Regions from separate parts of the Homo sapiens genome. Here region 2 is linked to region 1. Evidence: chromatin contacts called from ENCODE Hi-C data. All regions are on one chromosome and are shown on one strand. Each heading gives the region's core, a stretch centred on a gene start or an enhancer-like site at or near the end of the contact. The rest is flanking DNA. Distances are from core to core; before and after follow the strand shown. Region 1 holds the start of PDE4D-AS1 (PDE4D antisense RNA 1). Region 2 holds the start of GZMA (granzyme A).

Evidence for each region. A loop is a pair of places that touch in the nucleus more often than their neighbours do. Pooled maps may share reads with other maps.
Region 2: a pooled map shows a loop between it and region 1 (11-fold over the local background). The contact joins the promoter of GZMA here to the promoter of PDE4D-AS1 in region 1. A Hi-C loop is called at or near these places in 4 of 50 pooled maps.

The regions. Positions count from the first base shown.
Region 1 is chr5:59,038,048-59,042,222 of GRCh38, reverse strand. PDE4D-AS1 (PDE4D antisense RNA 1) reads right to left here and starts at 2,457. Exons shown (of 2, transcript NR_198970.1): 1 at 2,153-2,457. It overlaps PDE4D (phosphodiesterase 4D), which reads left to right. Exons shown (of 15, transcript NM_001104631.2): 6 at 3,252-3,364. RefSeq lists a silencer at 3,019-3,088.
Region 2 is chr5:55,100,953-55,105,127 of GRCh38, reverse strand. It overlaps GZMA (granzyme A), which reads right to left and starts at 2,482. Exons shown (of 5, transcript NM_006144.4): 1 at 2,376-2,482. The coding sequence starts at 2,445.

The sequences.
Region 1 (4,175 bases), core at 1,208-3,707:
CTCACCTAGGAATTTGGAAAAAAGCAATATTCTCAGCTCTATGCTAATATCAAGAATAATTCTTTATTTGAGCAACAGTTTCACAGAGCAAACTTTACTCTGTTAGTAATTATTTTCTCACTAGCATGTAGATGTGTTCCAGTGATTTTTCATTTTTCTTATTTATACAGATGTTAGAACTTAAAATATATGCTTACCCCATTTTATCATCATACTCAAATCCTGTCTGTCAAAAGTGGCTGGTGCATGGCTTGGACATAAAATGGATATTCTGAAGTAAATTGTTCCTCCTGTCACTATACTACCTTCTTAAGAACAAATCCTGTGTATAAAGTGCATGATGTCTTGAAGCATTAGCCAAAACTTTCCTGAATTATTTTCCACATTAAAAAATAACAACTGAAATATAATGTGTGGAGCCACATCCTGTTAGATTTGAAGCCTGAGTCTGAACAGCTTTGGGAACTTGGTGAAGATGGAGGAAGGGGGCAGTTTACTTAGCTACTGGGAAATCACTTGAGGCTCAGGCTTTGAGAAAGTTGGAGTGCAGGGGAGAGGAGCCACAGAAAGCCGAACCTCAGAGGGGACTCCCAGCTTCATTGTAACCAATGATTGAAAAGATGGCACTGAACAAATCCCAGACACAATGGTTATGCATCTTTAATCCACTGGATAGGCTAACTATGGACAGCTCAAATGATCATAAAACAAGTCAATGTCCTCTTAAAATTTCCTACATTCCTATATTATGGGAATGAGAGAGAGAGGAAAATATCAAAACCAAACCATATAGTAGATGCACTACCATGGCAACTAGGTGATGCTATACTTGCATATGGAAGTTATTCAGTAAAATGAAAATGATTGTGTTAGAGCCATAGGCGAAAGTATTGTTTGTGATCTTTAGGGTGTGGGGTTACAATGGACTTCCTATATTTGTGTGTAATGCTTCAATTTTTATAACAAGCATGTAATATTTTTTACATTCTTAGAATTGGGGAAGCTATACAGAGCAGGTATTTTATATTTACCATTTAAAATTATTAATATCTTTAAGCTTGTTAAGGGGGAAAAAAAAGCTTCAATCTGAAACTTTAATTCACCTGGCAAGGTTTAGGCAGTTGTTTGTCCATCTAAAGTATATATTTACATAGACTGCGGGGTGGAGGAAGTAGAACAAAAAAGAGGCAAATTTTAACCTAGAGTACTCAAAGTGAACAGTAAATAGTTCAAGTATTCTTGATAACAATAAGCCACGTGGCACATGTAACAACTACTTTAAAAGTTACTCTAACTTTTACAAAGTTCACATAAAAAGCTATCTCAAAAATCCCAGGAGCCTAAATTCAGTCCATGAACTTTATTTGTTGTGCCATGTTAATTTATGGAGTCTAAATTTCAAGGGCAGAATTTCTTCTCCAATACCTGTAGATTCAAAGACAAAGACAAGGGATCCCACCACTTAGTGTAAGTTTCTCAGTATCTTCTTTCCACTCGACAATGACAAAGTTTTATCAAATGGACCCTTGGGAGTTTGACTTCTCCTCACTATGAATGGTTTGCTTATTGCATGCTAATGTAGAAAAGTTCTCCCACAACTGATCTGCTTAGGGACAGTGTCCCTGGTGCCCTGGGTCAGCCTTTGTAAACAGAACAGGCTTTTCTGTATGCCTTTGAATATGGTCTTTCCGTTTTCTCAAAATTGTAGTGTACTCTGCACATGGTGGGTAGAAACACCCTTCCAGATTTTCTTCCTTGGCCCAAGATCATCTAGGTCTTATGCAATTCACAGGGGAAAGGAGTAGTATGCAGGACATGCGTAAATTCTCCTTACCATGTGGTTCTTTCACATTGCTGTTCCTTTAAGAGAACTCTTAGGCAATTCGGCATATGAAAATGCAGCCTATTGTCAAATTTGTGAATTATAAAGCGTTCCGACCCCACAACATTGTATATTTTGTTTGCTTGTTTCTGTCCGCCCCAACATTTAGAAGTCTGGTACTTAGTAGGGACTGGGCTGGGTAGAAAAAGAATGCGGTCTTAATTCCCACAACCCTGCCTCCTTGAAGTAGGTGAATCCTAAGCCTTTAGAAACGAACCCCCAGAAACCCTAAAACTTAAACCCTCAGAAACCTTGAGGGTCCTAAATAACCTTGTTTGTGAAACTTCGCAGGAAGCAGCCGGTCGTGGAGTCGCAGAGGCTCCAGCGGTCTGGGCAACCTGGAGGGCAGTGGCTCGGCGGGGCGCGCGGGGTTCTAGCGAGACAGGTGCGCGGCCGTGCGCGCCTGCGTGCCGGTCCCTCCTGAGCCCCGCGGCGGGCGCGACCCCGGACGGCGGACTGCAGGCGCTCCACGCCGGGTTTTCCGCCGCTCTCCTAGCACAGACAGTCCCACAGCAGCCCCACAGACACACACGCTCGCGCCCGCGCCTCCTCGTCTGCACTTCAAAGCGAGTGGCGCCCGGCTGCGCCGGGGGGATGGCACTGCGAGGTGGCGGGGCCCCCGGGGCAGAGCTCGAGGGGAAGGACGCGGCGGGTGGCACGGACAGGGACAGGCTTTTGCAATTCGGAATCTTTTCGTAAGGGGGTTGAGGAGGAGCCAGGCAGCGCCGAGGGCCGAGAGGGGCGTGAGGGGGAGTGTTCCCGGAAAGCTGCGGCGTTGGAGCCGCGCTGCGCCTGCCGCCCGAGGAGTTGAGAAAGAAAACAGGAAACGTGGTGGCCGCGCACCCGGCCGCGGCTGATTCATTCACTTCAAGTGCCGTGCAGAAGGCTCGGCAGGCGGGGCGGGCGTGGGGCCGCGGCTCCGGGTTGGGGACCGAGGAGATCCGGCTGTGGACCAGACGCTCCTCTGCGGGGCGGGCACCCAAGCGCGCTCGCCACCCCCTCGCCATCCGCTAGAGCCGGGCTCCTGGACTGGGACTCGGGCCCGCCGCACAGTTGAAAAGTCGCATAGTGGTTTTTCCGCTCGCGTCGCTGTGTGAAAGTTGGCTCGCCGCTCTTTGCACGCCCTCCCTGGAGGCCGACCCGAGACGCCAAGCTGGAGAGACCGTGCCTCCCCGAGGCCGGCCGCCCCGCGAGCACAGCCTCCGCCCCCGTTGCACTGCCGGGCTGGGCAATATGAAGGAGCAGCCCTCATGTGCCGGCACCGGGCATCCGAGCATGGCGGGGTATGGCAGGATGGCCCCCTTTGAACTCGCTAGCGGACCCGTGAAGCGCTTGAGAACTGAGTCCCCCTTTCCCTGTCTCTTCGCAGAGGAGGCCTACCAGAAACTGGCCAGCGAGACCCTGGAGGAGCTGGACTGGTGTCTGGACCAGCTAGAGACCCTACAGACCAGGCACTCCGTCAGTGAGATGGCCTCCAACAAGGTAAGCCCCGGTTCTGCTGTCACTGGTGCCCCCAGGCTGCTGATTCCCATGCCGGCGAGCCACTGGTACCCATAGCCCCGGGAAATAAATTGAGAGGTTTTTTAGGCTTACTGCATGTTGGCTATTCTGCTCCTTAGAGGGAGGTTCCTGTTTCCTTGCTTTGCCTCCCCTAGTCACGCCAGATAAACATTTTCCAAAAGCAATTTGACGTGCTAAATTTAAGTATCTCCCAAGACACAGGGTTCCTAAGTAACACTGAGCCCTTGCAGCAGAAACCCAGTAGGGTCCATGGGCATTGCATGTTTAAAGGTGTTCTTGGGATTCCCGGTTGAAAATAAGAATTGGTGGATGTCTGTGAAATCACTTGAATGTCACCACCTAGGGCACTCAAACTCAGAAGAGTTCATCGAACTTGGAACCTTCACCCTAATTCATCTAGTTGTCAGGGTACCCCGCAAGAACTGAGCCTTTATATATTCAGTTGGCCATACATATCCGCAGGAAACATTAACAGAGTTAGAAGGTTCCTTATGATCATTACTTTTGTTTCCATTAATCTTGGAAAGAAAGCCCAGTTTTTTGAGGTCATTTAGTACAAGGAGGCTTCAACTAGGCATCTGTGCCATATGTGCTAAGGTGCTGGTCTTGGCAGTTAATGGAGTTTTGAGGGCTGAGAAGTAACCTTCAGCCTGGGACAGCCTTAAAATAGCACGGAAGGCAAGGTATAGTGTTTTCAGTTTTGCTGTATTTTTTGGATTTCCTGTTCTTTTTGTCTTTAGTTATGCAAGGAGATAATTGGAATTGTGTATGT
Region 2 (4,175 bases), core at 1,233-3,732, 3.9 Mb after region 1:
CTCAAGTGCTCCCACCCTTTTTGGCTAACTATTAATTTGGGGGAAATAGATAAGACTTTTAGAAGCCTCATAACTTCCCTTTTAACCCCAAGCCATTGCAAAAATATAGCTTATGAACCGATATTAGCATCGTTTAGCTGTGACCCTACCCCTCAGTCCTTTGGTCATTATGAGACTTTTGGTTATTAAACTGCACTGTTCTCACTCATAAGTTAAGAAAATAACATCGATTGCACCTCCCCTTCAATCTCTAGACCAAACCATGGGGTTTAATCTAAGGTCTTTTCCAATGAGATAGGGAAGAGAAGAGAGAAGATACCATATGCCAAGAATTCTGCCTAAGTGACATTTCCTTGATGATAGTCTTGAAGTAGAGACCCATTGTTAAGGAACAGTGAGAACTAAACACAAGGCAAACCATACATGCAGATAGAGAGAACCTTATGTCTTAGTGATACACTCCGAGTGCTCCACCTCCTGCACCAGATGTTCTTGGATTCTCCCAAAATAGTTTTGCTGAGACTCATGGTTTCTTGAATAGGGCACAGTGCCTCTTGTTCCATAATTAGGACTAAGTCATTGCCAAATTCACAGGCAAGTATTAATGACAGCTATAGAAGCCTTTCGTAAGATTTGATGAGGGTAAGAGCAAGGAGGAGAGTGACCACATGAAATGTGGCTAGTGTGATTTGAAAAAGCAGAGGTCTCTGCTTTTAAAAAGGAAACTGGGAGGAAGAAATTCTAGGCTCTAGAAACAAAAGGGTAAAGAGCTTATAGAAACAAAAGACCTTCACCCAATCCCAATTTTCCTAGGGTGATTCATGTACAGATAGATTTCAACTGTGCCTTGCTTTGCTGTCTGTTCCTTATATGGGCCCACACTGCCCTCTCTGAACACAGGAAACAAAGAGGAGCACAGCAGGTTGCTTTTGTTGTTTTCCTTTGAAGAAAAGATATGGCTGGATTTATCTGCCCTGTGTTTTTCTGTTATGGAGGATTTAACATGCCTGAATATAGTCATACTATGCCCTGCTTATAACATAGCCAACCTTTGTCCCAAATGTCCTGCAGCCTTGTTATTTTTATATTTCTTCTCTCTCTCTCTCTTTTTTGTTTTTTTTTTGAGACAGAGTCTCGCTCTGTCACCAGGCTGGAGTGCAGTGGCACGATCTTAGCTCACTGCAGCCTCCAACTCTCTGGTTCAAGCGATTCTCCTGCCTCAGCCTCCTGCGTAGCTGGGATTACAGGCACGTGCCACCATACCCAGCTAATTTTTGTTTTTTTAGTGGAGACAAGGTTTCACCATGTTGGCCAAGATGGTCTCCATCTCTTGACCTTGTGAAACACCCACCTCAGCCTCCCAAAGTCTTCTCATATTTAGGTGCATAAACCAGATATGCACCTAAATATGATAAACCAGAGTTCTTTGGGAATTCCTGGCAAGGCAGGTTATTACATAAGTCCCTGCCTCCAAAAGCTGATGAATCCTGGGAAAAACCGTGGCTGGCTCCATATTGCCACAGCTTGAGAGTAGTCCTCACTTCCTAGCAGGTTCTTCAAGGGAAATCTAGAGCTCCCCAAGAGCTGTCACCCTTTCAGTGGTAATACCATGAATTATACAGCATTTTAACCCATGCATGCTCAACTCACACAAAAGCAGAAATATTGGTTACCATTTGGTAGACAAAAAATTAGCTTAATAAAAAATACTATAGCACACCCAAAGGGTTAATGAGGGAACTGGCCTCACGCCTTAATTTATTGCCAAAGAGTCTCTAGACCAGAGAAATAAGTATAAAAATTCTAATAATTCCTGATTCACTTTTGGTGTCTAGGTCAGATTTGTCTTAATTGTCTTTATCTATGCATTTTCTGCAGCAGGAAAGGCTGAGCTGACTAAGTTGCCACTATTCCTTTCCTGGAAGGTACTATTTGTTTTACGAACAAGAGAGTTTTGTTAACTCATTTTTACATTGTCCTTTTTGGCAATTTTCAAGTTACAAATTGGCAGCAATAAGCATTGGTGGTTCTGCTATCTTTTGCAAAATAATTATGAGAAGAAAAGATTTTTTTTTCTAAAATACAGACATATTTAAAATCCAAGAAAGAATGCTATTTAAAAAAAAAAAATAGAGACAGGGTCTCACTATGTCGCCCAGCCTGGACTCAAACTCCTGCGCTCAAGTGATCCTTCCACCTCAGCGTTCCTAGTAGCTGGGACTACAGGCATGTGCCATTGTGCCTGGCTAAACATTATAAGGCTTGGGGGAAAACATCTTCTTTCAGTATAGGAAGGTAATATTGCCAAAAGTTCATTGAAAGTCTGCTCCATTTTGCTTCATGGTCATAATGGAAATGAGAAGAATCAGTCTTACCTTCAGGAATTAGCAGGAGAGAAACGACAACTGAGAGAGAGGATGCCAGAAATCTATAGGAGTTCCTCATTGTGGCTGCTGTCCCACATCAATCAACCTGAAAATCTGTTTTCAGTTCTTAACTGCCTCTATCTATATACTGAGAGTAAAAAGGATGTGGTTTCCTTTCATTTTTTTTTTCAAGTTTCAAAGTTTAGCATTAGGAAACCAAATCCAAATAAGTGAGAATGGTGGATGATGGCTCACTGCCAGCAGGCAGGCTTTCCTTTGCTAGGACTGCTGAGGGGGGCGCTGGAATTCTACAGGGTAGGAGAGGGGCAAGGGACCTTGTTGCCATCAGAGTACACCAGGGAAGACTGTAAAGTGTCTCAGCTATGATTTTGAAGACGCTTTCATCATCTGCAATATTATCTGTAGTATCCATGACTGGAAACTCTCGAAGACTTAAATTAGAATTTTAATAAAAGTCCTCAAAATTGGTCACCAATCAAAATTCTTTCTAGCTGTCTCCTTGGGTTATATAAGAATTAGCAGGCCAAGTGCAAGCTGAGGACAGGAGGGAGATTTATTTACATAGAGGCTCCTGCCTGGATTTTCCTTCCCCACTTTGTGGTGAGTGTTTATTGTGCTCCTGCCTGGTCTGTGGCAGGTGTGGGAACATGGGCTGGAGGAGGGTAGGGGCTCTTGGCCCTTTTCAGCCCTCTGATTGTGCGTTCCTGATTGTCTAGTTTCACAACTTTAGATACTGAAAGTATCTCCGAGTTTCCCTCCCTCCCCGCCCCCCCCCGACCCCTGCTTCCTGCCTTTCTTCCTTACTTTCTTCTGAACAGGTTTAGGTGAGAAAAGAAGTGGGAGTCATTTTTGTTCCAATGTTGGGGAATGTCTCACTCTAAGAAGAGTCAACCTCAGTCCCTGGAGGAACAGTATGCAGTGTGCTTTCTATTTGAAATGAGTTCAGCTCTTTTTCTGAGCTGAGGATGTGGTCTCCGATACAATATACATGGTCAGATGTGCTGTCAGGATGTTGGGTACTGAACCAACCATCCCCATAGTTAACATCCTGATGACTTCAAACCTAGTGGTTACTTCTTTAGAAATCAAGTGACCTTAGAAGGGAGCCCTGCTGAGACCCCTGCATTTCTTTTTCTCAGATATTACAAGTGTATCAAAGGTTAATCATTTTCAGTAACAGCAGTGAGGACCCTGCTATTGGTTTTGGTGAGTAATTTTAGTGCAGACTTAAAAAAGTCAAATTGTAATTAACTACACCTACTGAAAAATTCTTAAAACATTGACAATTTTGTTTATTTTTATGTGAATGGTTGCTCTTCCATTTATGTTGACTTCTAACAACTTTATGAGACATAATTCACACACCATAAAGGTCACCCATTTAGAGTGTATGAGTCAATGGATTTTAGTATATTTGCATAGTTGTGCAGCCATTACCAGTACCATGCTGTTTTGGTTACTGTAGCCTTGTAGTATAGTTTGAAGTCAGGTAGCATGATGCTTCCAGCTTTGTTCTTTTGGCTTAGGATTGTCTTGGCAATGTGGGCTCTTGTTTGGTTCCATATGAACTTTAAAGTAGTTTTTTCCAATTCTGTGAAGAAAGTCATTGGAAGCTTGATGGGGATGGCATTGAATCCATAAATAACTTTGGGCAGTATGGCCATTGTCATGATATTGATTCTTCCTATCCATGAGCATGGAATGTTTTTCCATTTGTTTGTGTCTTCTTTTATTTCGTTGAGCAGTGGTTTGTAGCTCTCATTGAAGAGGTCCTTCACATCCCTTGTA